2 separate regions of the Mus musculus genome follow, and region 1 is linked to region 2. The links are chromatin loops, found by intact Hi-C in ENCODE. Cell type or tissue: left cerebral cortex. All regions are shown on one strand.

Region 1 (8,000 bases), 75 kb before region 2:
GAAGAAATCTGCATGATATATGTTGTCTGTAACTGGAAGAAGACACTTTGGGAAACCGCTGGAGCATAAGTACTGTGGCCCTTGCTGCATATTGAAAATTACAAGGTAGTTTGTGACAGTGTCTGTACTTCACCTACTGACTGGTATTTCCTTCTTTTTTCTGGCTTGCTTCTTTGGTAAGTTGTTGCTTTAACATAATATTCTGTTCTTCTAGGAATCATTCATGATAAGAATCTATGAATAATGCTTTTCTGTTGGTGCCATTTCGTTGATACGTTGCAGGTGAATTTACTCCTGAAATGCAGGTGAGAATTCGACAAGAGATTGAGAAGGAGAAGAAAGTAGAGCTGTGGAAGGAACAATTCTTTGAAAATTACTATGGTCAGAGGTAAGCTAAGGCAGACTCTGTATCCAGCTGTCAATGTCACATGTCATGTGACACCTCTATGTTTTTACCTTATTGGAAACTCTAGTGCCTACATACCTGTAATTTTTTATATCATGAATTCTTTTTCATTAATAATAGCCTTAGCTGGGCGTGGCGGCGCACTCCTTTAATCCCAGCACTCGGGAGGCAGAGGCAGGCAGATTTCTGAGTTTGAGGCCAGCCTGGTTTACAAAGTCAGTTCCAGGACAGCCACGATTACATACATAGGGAAACCCCATCTTGAAAAACCCATACAAAAGAGCCGCTTTTTGTTTTGTTTTTAAGGAATCATGAGTATACAGAATTGTTTCTCTCATAATCCTTGGTCCTTAACTTACATTGTACTTAAAGTGGGTTCCACTTACTTTAAAAAAAAAAAAAAAAAACACTTGAACTTCTTTCTTTGATCTTACATTAGAGTCCTTCCTTGGAAAATACTGGCTTCTTGTAATTTCATGAGATAGAATTATACTTGAGAGTTCTGTGCATTTTTATAGTGATTTTCCAAAATATCATTGATCTACACCAGTCAGGAATCCAAACAATCATGTGATGGTGGGCTATTATGCCAAGCCTGTAATTAAAATCCTTTCCTATGTGACTTGGAGATGAACATCACTGAATCAAGACACGCACTTTATTTTTAAAGGGCTGCACTCTTTTTATTTTTTTTAATGTATTTTGATCATTTCACCCTACTGTTCCTAACTCCTCTCAGATTCACTCCTCCCTCCCTCATAGTGTTCCCAGTTTTGTGTCATTTGTTTGTTTGTTTGTTTGTTTTGTTTGTTTGTTTATTTTATGTGTGTACACTGTAGCTGTCTTCAGACACTCCAGAAGAGAGCATCAGATTTTTGATACGGATGGTTGTGAGCCACCATGTGGTTGCTGGGATTTGAACTCGGGACCTTTGGGAGAGCAGTAGGTGCTCTTAACCGCTGAGCCATCTCACCAGCCCCAGGGCTGCAGTCTTAAACAACTTTTTTTTTTTTTAATTTTTTTGGACACACACACAAAAACAAAATCAAAATGAAATTCTACTGGGTAAATTTAATAGATAATAGATCTGTTTGGTTCGCATAGGATTACATATTCCAGCTCCTATTTGCTAGTCTCCTTACTACATAGTGGTAAATGCCAGTGAGAATACTTTATTGACCACAGAGAAAGTAAAGGCTTTTTCTTTTTAAAGCTCCAAGTGTAAGTGTTCATCTCCTTTAAAGTCACTTAAGTAAGATACCTACTAAAATTAAGATTCTCAAATGCTGATTTTTCTATAAATTTATTTAGAGAGAGATAAAATTGATGGTGAGTATAATCTTATAAATCACATTGCACGCCGGGCGTGGTGGCGCACGCCTTTGATCCCAGCACTCGGGAGGCAGAGGAAGGCGGATCTCTAAGTTCGAGGCCAGCCATGGCTAAACAGAGAAACCCTGTCTTGAAAAACAAAAAAAAATCACATTGCACATGCCTCAATGTGGAGTTGGTTCTCTCTAGCATATTAGTTCCTTGGTTCAAATCTAGGTGGACATCTCAGTGGCACTAAATAGACTCTTTTTTATTACTAATTCCTTTAAGCTGCTAGAGACAGCTTAATTGATTGTTGCTGGTTAAGTAACAATGTAAAACATTTAAAAAGAGTCACTGGTGACTCATAAAAATTAGCTTCACTTTTTCCAAGCCACACTGTGCAAGTCCCAGCTGACTTTCACCCTCAGATAGCTCAGCAGCACACAACCTCCGAACTTTAGAGTTAGTCTAAGTAGAATTTAAGCAGGCTCTCTACAAACTCAGTTCTAATTCTTAGCTTATGGAGAAAATTAATAACTATTTTTTCAGGTGCCCCCCCCCCAGTCTTGGGCCAACCTTCCTACAAACACTAGTGAACAAAACTGATGACAGTTCCAACCTAAGTCTCAGGGTAGAAGCATTTGACCTTTCTTTAGGTTCTTCTAGCTAGCCTGTGAATTTCTAGACATTATGACTCCTATAATAATAAGAGGAAAGAAGTAACAGTAACAATCACCACTATAGAACTTTTATTATGTACCAAATGTGTACTTCACATGAAGTTCACTTTATCAGTAGCAATATCGATGTTGTTAATTCCAGTGTTGAAGTAAAAGAACTAAGATGCAGAAGCCTACCTAGCCAGTCAGTATCTTGTCAACATTTGGTATCAGAGACAGGATTTGAATTTAATTACTTTGGCTCAAGAGTTCTACTCACTTAGAAAAATACTTGCTGTGTGTCAGGGGTTTCTAGTTATTGACATAGTCTACTTTTCTCGTGTTTTCAGTAACATGGGCTATTTCCCAACTAACAGCTCCTTCTGTTTTTTAGTTCTGGCCTAAGCCTTGAAGATTCACAGAAACTGACAGCTTCCTCAAGTGATCCCAAAGCAAAGAAAACCCCAGCTGAGCAACCAAAATCCATACTTCCTTCAGAGGCCTCTCCTGTCAGAATTGTCCCAGTAGTTCCTCAGTCCGAGTGTAAAGAAGAAGCAGTGCAGATACCATCACCATCCCAAAAGGAAGAAAATCAAGACGAGGCGAGGCCAGACTCCAAATCCCCAGAACCTGTTCTTGCATCAGCTAGCAATACAAATGAGCTTATCACCATGAAACCCATCAAGAGCCCTAAGGATGAGGGTCTCTTAGAGCAGAAGCCTGTTGCCTGTGCTGAACAAGAATCTGAGAAAGAAAATCATGTAACCACAACTTCTCGTAATAACAAAAGTGAGAACCAAGAAGCGTTAGCTATATCCCCAAGCAAATCTAAAAATGCTGGGTTACAAAAACCCATAATAAAGCCTGTTGCAGAAGCCAGTCCACTGAACCCTGATATGAAGATGCCACCAGCAACTGTTACTGATCAGATCCAAGAAAGTCTCAAGAGGAAATCTTCTCTTACTGATGAAGAGGCCACCAGTAGCTGGGAGAAAAGACCACGTATCACTGAGAATCGCCAGCACCAGCAGCCATTTCAGGTCTCCCCACAGCCTTTTCTTAATAGAGGGGACAGGGTCCAAGTGCGAAAAGTCCCACCTCTCAAGGTGAGAAAGTGCTTGTTGTACCTGCTAAGTTTCATAATTGGTGGTATTAACCTAGAACCAGTAGTGTACGTTTAATACACATAACTGTGGTGTTATGTAAATAAAATTAGTAATAATCAGGCTTTAGAACTGCTTTCCTATATTTATTTCTTGATATTTGAGTAAGGGATCTGAATAAACAACCCCAGCCCACTTAACTATTCACATCTTAGAGGCAAATTCTTGCTATGTAACTCAGGCTGGCATCAAAGTCTTAGTCTTTCTGTTGCTGGTTATTGAGTGTTGAAATTATTGACCAAAAACCTTTCTTTAGTGAATGTCAAATCAGAAACAAATTGTAGACCTAGGAACTGTATTAAAGTTTAGTTTACTATAGATTGGTCCCCACTGAAGACTTTCTCCACTCTGACCAGATTTATAAAATTTCTCCTTTCATAGATTTAGTCAGAAGCTGTTTTACTCTCTTATCTTACATTCTATCTAGCTTCCATAATTTATACCAGAACAAAATGTTTTAGCCAGTTTGTTTCTACATACCTATGACCACAGCTCTGGAAAAATAGCAAATGAAGAAATGAATTGCCAAAACCACTGAGGCCTCCTCTCAAAACAAAACATATAAAAGTAACAGAATCTAGCTGGGCTATGGTGGGACACAGCTTTAATCTCAGGAACCAGAGACTGGTTGGTTTTTTGTTGTTTGTTGTTTCTTTTGGTTGGGTTTTTTTTTTTTTTTTTTTTTTTTTAATTATTATTTGGGGGAGTGGTGTTGGTAGGTTGTTTTGGTTTTTTTTTGAGACAGGGTTTCTCGGTATAAGAACTCTGGCTGTCCTAGAACTTTATTTGTAGACCAGGTTGGCCTGGAATTTACAGAGATCTGCCTACCTCTCTGCCTATGCCTAAGCCTAAGCCTAAGCCTAAGCCTAAGCCTATGCCTATGCCTTTCAGAGTTGGGATTCCGGGCATGCCACACCACTGCCCAGCTCGTTTATATTCTTAAAAGCAAAATATTACATTTCATTACTGCTTCATGAAGACAGAAAGTAATTGAAACTTAAACATATAAAAACATCTAACTGCTTTGTCCTTTTTTAATTTCAATATGTTTATACTGGTGACTTTTAAGTCATCTTGTATTATCCTGGGTAGGGTGAAAACCCTCAAGTAGTATTTTTATGAGCCTGGCATGGTGATATAACTGAAATCCCTGCACTTGGGAGGGTCACAAGTTTGAGGACCACCTTGGTGTATATAAGCATGATCTTTGTTCACACATAAAAGAGAGAGGGAGTATGTTTGTGTGTTTCATGTGCATACATATATACACACTCCTAACATTCCCACTCGGGAGGCCAAGGCCAGCACATCTCTAAATTTGAGGCCAGCCTGCTCTACAAAAAGAATACCATTCCAGCCAAAGCTAAAACAGAAATCCTCTCTAAAAAGAACAAAACAACCGAAACCAAACAAACAAAAAAATACAAGCATTCTGTGGTGGGTGGCATAACAATAAAACTTACTAAGTGGTTATAGGATAAACAAACAGTTATTAGGTCCTTTTACTTTTTTGTTTTGTTTCTATCTTGTTTTTTTTTTTGTTTGTTTGTTTTTGGTTTATTTTTGTTTTGTTTTGTTTTTCAAGACAGGGTTTCTCTGTATAGCCCTGGATGTCCTGGGACTCACTCTGTAAACCAAGCTGGCCTCAAACTCAGAAATCCGCCTGCCTCTGCCTCCCAAGTGCTGGGATTAAAGGCGTGCACCACCACCACCAGACTTTTTGTTTTGTTTCTTAAGTCAGAGTTTCTCTGTGTAGCTTTGGTTGTCCTGGAACTCACTCTGTAGACCAGGCCAGCCTTGAACTAACACATAGGTTGGACCTCTGAATGGCCTTATACTTGGATATTTGGCTTGTATCATTATAAGGTTGTTTTTCTCCAAACAAATTTCCTGTGTTTTATTTAACAGTTTTATCTATTTTGTCTTATAGTCTCTTCTCTCTATTAACAAGAAGTAGCAGTTGCTACTTTCTTTCTTCTTCTTCTTCTTCTTTTTTTTTTTTTTTTTTTTTTTTTTTTTGGTTTTTGGTTTTTCGAGACTGGGTTTCTCTGTGTCCTGGAACTCACTCTGTAGACCAGGCTGGCCTTGAACTCAGAAATCTGCCTGCCTCTGCCTCCCAAGTGCTGGGATTAAAGGCATGGCCACCACGCCCGGCCAGTTGCTGCTTTTCTTATCCCCACAGCTTCTAACCATTATGTGCTGAGTAAATAATGCTACCTATGATTTTAGAACGGATTTCTCAGGTATAGGGAGTTGATTTCTTAATACTTTTTGAATTATGAAAAATAGCAATATTAAAATTTATAATTGAGGAATTTATAGAAAGATGACATGCTTTTCTTATAATTGATCACTTAATTTTTTTAATTAAATACTCTATAATATTAACGATTTTTTGCTTCTTTTGATTCCACCAAATACTGAAAGGCATCGTATCTGGATGCATATTCCTTAACTTAAGACAACAATCTGTTTTTTTTTTTTTAATGTTATAAAAATAAGTGATTTCAGAGTAGATGTAGTGGCACATGCTTTTGTCTTTAATAGAGGAGGCAGAGGGATCTGTGACTTAAAAGCCAGTCTGATCTACATTGTGAGTTCCAAGACAGCCAAAACTACATAATGAGACCCTGTCTCAAAAAAAGAAAAAAAAATTTTTTGAAATTTAGTAGGTTTTCACAATTTTTTCTTTAGTATAATACATATTTTTCTAGCCGTTCTGATCTGTAAGCTAGAGGCTGGAACCCAAAACCACATACATTTTTAAAATCGAGTATAGAATTCACCAGGGTTGAAAATGACTGGCAGACAATATATGCATGGACCTTGATATGGGTGGATAGATTAAGGTTGAACCTTAGACACAATGTGTGTTGTTAGTTGTAGAGCAGCCATATGTGCCATGGGTGCTTTGTGTTAGTTATCTGCTCTAGTCTTACAGCTGAAAATTGACCTCTGCCTTCCCCCATCCCTTACTTTTTTTAGATCCCTGTCTCCAGAATCTCCCCGATGCTGTTTTCTACATCACAGGTCTCTCCCAGGGCTCGTTTTCCAATCTCCATCACTAGTCCTTACAGAACAGGAGCCAGAACTCTGGCAGACATCAAAGCAAAAGCCCAGTTGGTCAAAGCACAAAAGGCAGCAGCCGCAGCAGCTGCTGCAGCTGCTGCAGCCGCCTCAGTTGGAGGGACCATTCCGGGACCTGGCCCTGGGGGTGGACAAAGTCCAAGAGAGGGTGGTGAAAGGAAAATTGCTGGAGGAGGAAGTGCAGGCTCAGACCCAGTCAGTACAAATGGAAAAGGTCCCACACTGGAACTGGCCGGAACTGGAAGCAGGGGAGGTACGAGAGAACTTTTACCCTGTGGTCCTCAACCTGAGACCAATATGCCAGGCCAAGCACAGCCTCCTGGTATCTCTGGAGCACAACTACAGCAAACCTCCTCAGTGCCTACGGGACTTGCCAGCAGTGGAGCATGCACAAGTGTCCCATTACCAGCCCACATAGAAATATCAAACAGTGAAAAACCAAACCTCCACAAGGCAACAGCCACAGCAGCCTCTCCTTGCCACTTGCAAGACCCTAGGAGTTGCAGACTTGAAAAAGCTCTGTCTCCAACAGGGCCTCCTCTGATCTCAGGAGCCTCAACTGTTTATTTTGTAGCTGATGGCACAGTTGAGCCCAAAGCAGGTTCTAATAAGAATGCACCAAAGCCTTCAGCCTTAGCAAAGACAACTGCTCCTGCTCCACTAGATATGACTTCCTCTCCTGTGACAACAGCCAGTTTAGAAAAACTCCCTGTACCCCAGATCAGTGGAACTGCAACATCTACTGGATCAGCTCCATCCTCAAGCACTTTGCCAGCAGCTTCTAGCCTTAAAACCCCAGGAACTTCTGCAAATATGAATGGACCCATTTCAAGAACAAGTTCTAGTATCCCTGCTAATAATCCTTTAGTTACTCAGCTGCTCCAGGGCAAAGATGTTCCCTTGGAGCAAATTCTGCCTAAGCCTCTCACCAAAATTGAAATGAAAACAGTTCCACTGACTACAAAAGAGGAAAAAGGCATAGGGATATTCCCTGGTATCAGTGTAATGGAAAGTAGCAGCAGAGAGGAAGTTAATGGCAGGCAGGCCCATCTGGCTATCCCGCAGTTGGGGAAACCCTTGCAAAGTAAACAGCTTTCCCAGGTTCCAAGGCCAGTTTTCACTGCTAAGGACCGGAAGGACCCCTGCATTGACACTCACCAGTACCGAGAAGGTCTAAGTAAAACAACGCAAGATCAGCTCTTTCAGACTCTTATCCAGAGGGCTCAGAGACAGAGTGTTCTTTCATTTGTACCGCCCTCTCAGTTCAACTTTGCTCACTCAGGTTTCCACTTGGAAGACATCTCCACAAGTCAGAAGTTCATGCTGGGTTTTGCTGGCAGAAGGACATCCAAGCCTGCAATGGCAGGTCAC
Region 2 (8,000 bases):
CCGAGCCAAAGCTGGCTGGCAGGTGTCTGCCTCCCACACAGCTCTCTCACATCCTCTGCAGCTTCTTTCTGTCACTCTCAGCTAGCTCACTCCTACCCAACCTGGAGTCACATGACCTCAGAGACTTTGCTGTGCACTTCTCCCCCAGATCTCTTACGACCTTGACAATCAAGAATTGGGTGTACAGGATGTAAACCAAGCTGTTGCTAGCATTGTTTTTCTTTTTCTTCTAGAGATAGAGTTTCACTGTATAACCCAACCTGACCTGGAACTTATTATACAGCCTAGGTTGGCTTTGAACTCATGGTAGCTCTCCTCCTTAAGCCACTGAAGGGCTGAAATGACAGACGTGAGCCACCATGCCAGGCTTCTGGCATAGATATTTAAATTATACTACATTTGAAAAAGTATACCTCCAGTTAAAACAATTTTGAAAATATAAACAAATACAAAGAAAATTTAAAACACACAATCTTATTACCCAGAGATAACCTCTGCTAATATTTTGGTTTATGTTTGTCCAGTCTTTTACTCAGAATCACAAAACCCACATGCTCCATTGTGAACAATAACCCCAGTGATCATCACGTTAGCTTGTGAGGTGGCTTGCATTTGCAACCCCCACACTGGGGAGGCAGGAGTTCAAGGCTTAATAGAGAGATACCATCTTACAACAAAGCAAGCAAACGACAACAACAACAACAACAACAACAACAAAGTGATCCTCACAAAATTTGCAATATACCAGCATTTGGGAGGCAGAGGCAGGTGGATCTCTACAAGTTCAAGGCCAGCCTGGTCTACAGACTGAGTTCCAGGCCAGCCAGAGCTACACAGAGAAACTCTGACTCAAAAAAGAAAATTGCCGGGGCTGGAGAGATGGCTCAGCGGTTAAGAGCACTGATTACTCTTCCAAAGGTCCTGAGTTCAATTCCCAGCAACCACATGGTGGCTCACAACCATCTGTAATGGGGTCTGATGCCCTCTTCTGGTGTGTCTGAAGATAGCTACAGTGTACTCATATACATAAAATAAATAAATCTTTAAAAAAAAAAAAGAAAATTGCCATTTTACAAGACACAAAACAGTCTTTCAAGATGATTATAACTGGGGCCTGTAGAAGACAGCTGTCAGTGAAGCATGGGGGCTGAGTCTGAGCTCCAGTGCATAAATACAGAGCTGAGTGTGAGGAGCACATGTGTTTCATGTGAGGAGTACTTGTGTTTCATTTGGGGAACACTTGTCATTTCAGTGCTGCAGAGTCAGACAGAGATGGGTGGATCCTGGGGGTTGCTGTTGGGCTAGCCTAGCATACTCAAGAAGCCCCAGGCCAGTGAGGGAACTTGTCTTAAAAAAGCAACCAAGATGGATAGCTCCTGACATTGTCCTCTGGCTTCCACACACATGCCCACATATGTGCATAAGATACAGCACACACATATGTAGCTAACTATACACAGATCTGCACATATATCACAAAAATTATTTTAATTGTATATGTTTATGGGGTACCATAGGATAATCTGACATGTGAATATACAGTAGGTGGTGAACAATCAGGGTGGCTAATATTTATATCTTCTTAAAACATTTTCAAAATCTTTAATTAATGGAATAACTGTACATATTTATAAATGACCATGCATATTTCAATACATGTATGCAATATATGATGACAAGGTATGGTGTGCTGGCTATTTTTTTAAATTTTTTTTGTCAACTAGATACAAATTACAATCATTTGGGAAGAAACATTACTCAATTGAGTAATGTTTCCTTCAGATTGACATGCAGGAAGTCCGTAGGAAAAAAAAGTGTTTTGTTTTTCATTAATGATTGATGTAGGAGGGTTGAGCCTACTGTGGGTTGTGATGTCCTTGGGCAGATGGTCCTGAGTCACAGAAGAAATCTGACTGAGCTGGCTATGGAGTAAGCACGGTTCCTCCAGGGTCTCTGCTTCAGCTCCTGCCTCCAGGTTCTGAATGCTCCAGGTGTCTGAGGCACCGTGCTGGTTCCTGTAGCTTCAGTTTCATACTCTACCTCTTTGCAACAGAGTCAAGGTTTTTACCCATCAATGCCTTCCCCATAGTAGGAGCTCAACACATGGTAAGAAACTAAAGGTCTCTTGACATAGTCTGAGGATCCTTACATGGTTACAGCAGCCACCACCTAGCAACCAGTGAGACTCTTCCAAACATGCAAAACAGTCACACAATTCATGTGTGAAAAGTAATGTATCCCCTCTCACACAAAAAACCTCACTTACTCTAAGTTATCAGCACAGCACTGCCTTCACCATGGGAATTTAAAAATAGATTGTGAGAAGAGGAGGAAAAGGGTGTCCTAGAGGCAGGCTGCCAGTCTGATTGAAGCAGGTGGCATGATCTGCCTTTCCATAAGGTGCCAGAAGGCTTCAAAAAGCATCCCTAAAGCACACAGGCCTACTGCTGCTTTCCTTAACATGTGCACATCCACACGCACCAAAAGTCTAATGGATCATGCCGCTGTCTTAAAGTTGAGGGAAAACATTTATCTTTTGAGCCATTAAAAGAAGACTTTGATGTCCCTAGAGAGTTTGGAAAAGCTTCTATAAAAAATGGCAATATGAGGGGCTGGAGAGATAGCTAAGTAGTTAAGAGCACTTGCTATGTTATCAGAGGACCTGGGTTTGATTCCCCAGCATCCAGGTGTCATTTCACACTCTTCTGGCCTCGGGGTGGCACTCACAGGGTGCACACACATTGCAGCCCAAACACTCATACACATAAAATAAAGTCCTTTAAAAAAATGATATGAAGCGGGGGGGGGGGGGGGGGGTAGTGGCGCACGCCTTTAATCCCAGCACTAGGGAGGCAGAGTCAGGCGGATTTCTGAGTTCGAGGCCAGCCTGGTCTACAAAGTGAGTTCCAGGACAGTCAGGGCTACACAGAGAAACCCTGTCTCGAAAAACCAAAACCAAAAAAAAAAAAAAAAGAGTTGGTAATGAATAAATAAATAAATAGATGCTAGATAAATAAATGAAGCTTTGTCGCCCCTGCTCCGTTGCTCAAGCTGTTTAATGTCTAAATAGTCCCACTTTTAGGAACTACTGAACAACTAAGCGGAAAGTAATGTCTCTCCTTCATCCTCTCACCGCATCCGGCTGTGGCTTGGCTTTGCGCAGGGGACCAGACTCGGTCCTTCGCAAGGCTGCTCTTCTCCCTAAGTTATGCATTCTTGGGGACCAGGGGCCGTGACCCGGATCGTGTCCATCGGGCACCAGGCGCGGAGTCAGGGCTCAGCGAGCCTGCTGAGGCAATGTGGAAAGTCACTCGGGGGAGGACCCGCGCTCGAGGCAATGATTCACCGGGTGTTTCTTCGCATTCCTTAAGGTGCAGTCACGTCGGCGCAGCACGCAGCCGCCCGGCAGCTACCTGTGGAGTGGAAGGGCAAGTCCACCTCCACCTCCGCGGCCGGCGCACAGCAGAGGCCCGGAGGGGGCGCGCGAACCCGCGGGAGGGCACTCGGCCGCCTCCCCGCCCCCTCTCGCGGCGGAAGCCCCGCCCCTCCGCGCGCCCGCCCTCCGCGCGCACCCGCCCTCGCCCTCGCGCCCTCGCGCCCTCGCGCCGGGGGCGGGCTCGCTGCGCGTGCCGGGCGGGGAAGCGGCGCGAGCCGGCGCCGTTCCGTTCGCCGCGGGGGCGGCTCCGGGGCCTGAGTGGGCGCCGCCGCCTCAGTCGCTGCTTGCTGCTTCAGCCGCCTCAGCCGAGGGGGCCGGGTTGGAGGAGGCTGCGGCCGCCGGAGAGCCACGCGACGGCCCCTCAGCTCCGGCCGGGAAGCGAGCCAGGTGGGGAGTCCGCCGGGGCTGGAGGAGCGAGAAGGAGGGCTGCGGGGTGGCGGAGTGCGCGGCCCTGGAGCGGCGACCCTTGGGAGACAGCACGCCGGGCCGGGGAGGGCTCTCCGGTCACCCGCGCGCGCGGGGGCCCGCGGAGCGCAGAGCCGGGCTGCGCGCGCTGCTGATGCATCCTGAGCCCGGCTGGCGGGGAGGAGGCTCCGCGTTAGGTGCTGAAGGGGGCGAAGGCGGCAGGTCCTGGCAGAGGGCAGGTGAGGTAGGCAGGCCCTGGCAGAGGGAAGGGAATTCATTCCAGATCACCTCTCAGTGTCCCCCGAGGCTCCCGGTAGACGAACCTGTCCACCCAGGTCACCCCTGTTGGGCACAGTGTCCGGAGAAGAGGGAGGATGCAGCTGACGAATGCTTGCTGTTAAATTTCTGTGCCAGGCCTTAGGGAATCAGGGAGACCTTCCAGCATTCTCTGCAAGCGTTTATTGATTAGCTACGGAGCAGGAGAGAACCGCGGTCAGCGCCTGGGTCACGACTTTATCACTCTCAGCCATCTTTTGCTGTTGAAGTGCTGACAGTTCGGCTGTGAAAGTATGCACACAAAATGTAAAGTGCTCTATTTCATGTTTCCTGTTCTGTTCACTTCAGGTCCCTTTAGGATTTTCCCAGCCCTGGGAAACTGGAGCCGTAAGTTGCTTGGTTTGTGGAGAAAGTAAGATAGTTGAGGAAAGCTGGTGGGAACTATTGAGAAGAGATTTGAAGGATCTTACTGACATTTAAAAGAGGGGTGGGGAGGGGGAGAAGAAATCTGGAAGAAGAATCTTGCCTTCCCAGCTAGAATTAAGCTCCGTGCCTGTTTTCTGTTCAGTCCTCCGGATGTGGCCTGGATCCCAGCAGCCCTACAGTGGATGCCCACTGCAGAATGGATGGAGGAAGCAGGGGCTTGAGTGTCAGTCTCTGTAGAGTTAGGGATGATCGCTGGACTTCCTTTGGTCCTCGGATTCTCTTTTTGCCTCTTCAGGTAACCCAGGCACTGGTAGGTTAAAACAGTGGCTTAGGTGGCAGACTCCGGTGGCCTGTGGCCACTCTTCTTCATCCACGTGGTTCTTGCATGTTGTGCACCAGGAGCTTAATCTCTGGGTGGTGCTCTGGTCTTTTCTCTCTTTGGCTTTTTTCTGGTCGTTTGAGGAGGATGGGAGGGTGCTTTTGCTTAGAGAACACTTTATAATTTCTGTCCTGCCTCTCGGATCTTGGTTCTGAAGGGAGAGAATGCTTCTTTCTGTCTCTTTAGTTCTGTAAGGGCTGGACTTCTGTCCTCCACCTTGCCTGGACTCTCCAGTCCCAGGCTGCTGCTTCCTTTCCCTCGCTTGCAGTGCCTGTTGGATTACTTTGCTTGCCAAAGTAAAACTTGACCTTTTATGTGTTCTCTGAGGATTTTTAGCAGACTTAAGTGGAGCTACCTCTGAAGGGGTTGTGCAGTCAAGGTGGTGCTGGCAGAGTCTTTATGTTCACTGAATTTTGCCCAGGAGACAGAATTTCTACTTAAAGTATTAGCGTGCAGAGGATTTCCGTTTATCATTTATTTCATGTCTTGGATGTTAACATAACTGACTCCTCATATAAAAAATGAGAGCAATATTAATCCAGACTTGTCATTGCATGTATAATAAGCCTTCATTTATTTTATTTTAATTACTCTGTACTTCAGAGTATAATCATTAAGTTTCGATTAGGTTTTGTTTTAGGGTGCCTTGTTTCAGGCACTTCTAACATTTTATTTAGATATTTAATTTACATTTATTTGAAAATAAACCCTCTGTCCCCGGTTTTTTTTTTTTTAAATAGGCTCTTGCTGAATAGCTCCAGCTGGCTTGGTACTCGATATACTGTAGCCCAGGTTGTAAGCTGGCTTTGAACTTATGGCTATCCTTCTATTAGTCCCTTCTGTGAACCACCATACCTGATTAAAACAAACCTTTTCTTTCGTCTTTTGTCTTTTTCCTTTTTTTTTTTTTTTTGATAGGGTCTCTCTGTGTCATTCTGACTAACTTTGAACTTGTCTATCCTCCTATCTATGTGCCCTGGAATTACAGGTGTGCACTACTGTGCTGTCTTGATGTGTAGTTTACATAGGATGAGATGGGTAGATTTTGCATGTTGAGCTGGGTGTTTATAAAATGGTACATATTGTGGGTGTGGCGGCGCATGTCTTTCCATCTCAGCCCCTGGGAGGCAGAAGCGAGTTCATTACTTCACAGTGCCACCACTGCCTGGCTCTGAATGGTTTTTAATGGAACCCAGAGAATGCTTTTAGATTTGTTACAAGAAGATATCTAGGGCAGTGGTGGCACAAGCCTTTAATCCCAGTACTAGGGAGGCAGAGGCAGGTGAATTTCTGTGTTCGAGGCCAGCCTGGTCTACAAAGTGAGTTCCAGGACAGCCAGAGCTACACGGAAAAACCCTCAAAAGACAAAAAAAAAAAAAGTTTATTTTCTCTGGCACTTCTTTTAATCTGAAAGAGAAAAGAATAAGAATTGGAGGGCTGGAGAGATGGCTCAGTGGTTAAGAGCACTGACTGCTCTTCTGAAGGCCGTGAGTTCAAATCACAGCAACCACATGGTAGCTTACAACCATCCATAATGACATCTGATGCCTTCTGGTGTGTCTGAAGACAGCTACAGTGTATTTACATAAAATAATAAATCTTTAAAAAAAAAAGAATAAGAATTGGAGGAAGGGTATTTGAGGATTTTCCTGAAATGAGCAAGGGAGTTAGGTTTGTTTTTGTTTTTAATTAAAGGTGTAATTGACTGTATTAGTCACGGAAGTCTGATTGATTTTTCAGGAGACTGTGTATTTGCACATGGCTTTCCAGAGTGCTTTGTGTGCCTGTGTCTCTGCTTGTGTGTGCTAGTGCATGTGGAGGCGAGAGGACAACCTGGGATGTTGTTCCTGGGGCACCACACACCTTGGTTTCTGAGCTAGCTTCTCTTACTGGCTTCAGGTTGGCAGATTTGGCTGGTCTGCCTGGCTTGAGAGCACTGAAGAACTACCTGTCTCTGCCTTCTCAGGGCTGAGAGTATAACAGTTTGTCACCAAGCCTGGGTTATTAATTTACTTATCTCTTTGCTTATGTATGTGTGGTGTGTATGTTTATATGTGGAAGCCAGAGACCGATGTGTGGTGTCTTCCTTGAGTTCTTCTCTGCCTTACTGCAAGCAGGTCTCTCACCTGAATCCAGAGTTTGCTGATTTAGCTAACCTGTAAGGGCCATTTCAAATATCCAAATCCCAATTCTCACACTGTATGACCACTGCTTTACCCTACTGCACTTTCTCCATCCAGCCCCAAGCATTTTTAAAAAACATGGTTCGTGAATTCAGATCTTGGTGTCCGCAAGGCAAGTGCTGAGCCAGCTTCCTAGCCCATACCTGAATGCTTTGATGTGACTGATGGCTCTTTTCACACTTACTGCGAGTGCTCAGATGCTCTGTCTCTCGCTCTGCTCTAGTCTGCGTGCTGTGGTAGTTACTCTGCCTCTGCTTGCAGACCATGTCCAGCTCTGTAGCACAGTGCTTTCCCAGGACAGGACAGACAGGAGGATTCTTGTTGTCCTCTCCCCCACATCTCATCGAGGGCATCACTGTTTTGGGAATTTCCTTACTTTTTCATTTATTCCTGCTTGCTTTGCAAAGGTGGAGAGGGAAGGCTTACAGCCACATCATTGACTACCTAAAGTAACTGCTTCATAATCTTAGGTCTTAATCTCCCCAGCTAGTTATAACACCCACAGTCCTGACTTGCTCCTAAGGCCTGTTTTGCACAGGCCTGATTTCTTCTAGGTTTTTTTGGTTTTTTTGTTTGTTTGTTTTATCTTTTGAGATGGGGAGGGTCTTGCTGTATTGCCAAGCTGACCTTGAACTCAGCATCCTTTTGTTTCAGCCTCCTGAGAGCTGGGATTCCAGGCAAAGCCACACCAGGCTGTTTTAAGATCTGTCACTTCTTCAAAAGTTGGGAGGTGACAGGCATGGGAAAAGGTGCTGTAGACAGGGTAAGGAGCAGATTAGACAGTTATGTTTTATTAATAAGTAACCCAACCGTTGACACTTCATCTGTGTATCTGATGACAGGACTTGCTGGCATGTGTTAGGTAGGGGATGGGAGCTGATGGTGGCAACACCTC

The links. A loop is a pair of places that touch in the nucleus more often than their neighbours do. Peaks named below come from ENCODE experiments on the same cell type or tissue, not always from the same donor. Only the 100,000 strongest peaks of a DNase experiment are listed, where the experiment ranks them.
Region 1: it touches region 2 in a loop (2.3-fold over the local background); 2 of 42 quality-filtered maps call a loop at or near these places.

What each region holds. Positions count from the first base shown.
Region 1 is chr12:3,493,452-3,501,451 of GRCm38, forward strand. Asxl2 (additional sex combs like 2, transcriptional regulator) reads left to right here. Exons shown (of 13, transcript NM_001270988.1): 11 at 283-388; 12 at 2,774-3,485; 13 at 6,528-8,000. Among named protein-coding and RNA genes, the nearest start is that of Asxl2, 71 kb to the left of the region's middle. In left cerebral cortex, no CTCF peak of the experiment used is centred here; no DNase peak of the experiment used is centred here; H3K27ac peaks cover 60 bases.
Region 2 is chr12:3,568,825-3,576,824 of GRCm38, forward strand. Dtnb (dystrobrevin, beta) reads left to right here and starts at 3,567. Exons shown (of 18, transcript NM_001162465.2): 1 at 3,567-3,823. In left cerebral cortex, CTCF peaks have their summits at 3,460 and 6,054; DNase peaks (open chromatin) are centred at 30, 2,337, 3,357, 3,708 and 5 more places; H3K4me3 peaks cover 2,661 bases; H3K27ac peaks cover 3,754 bases.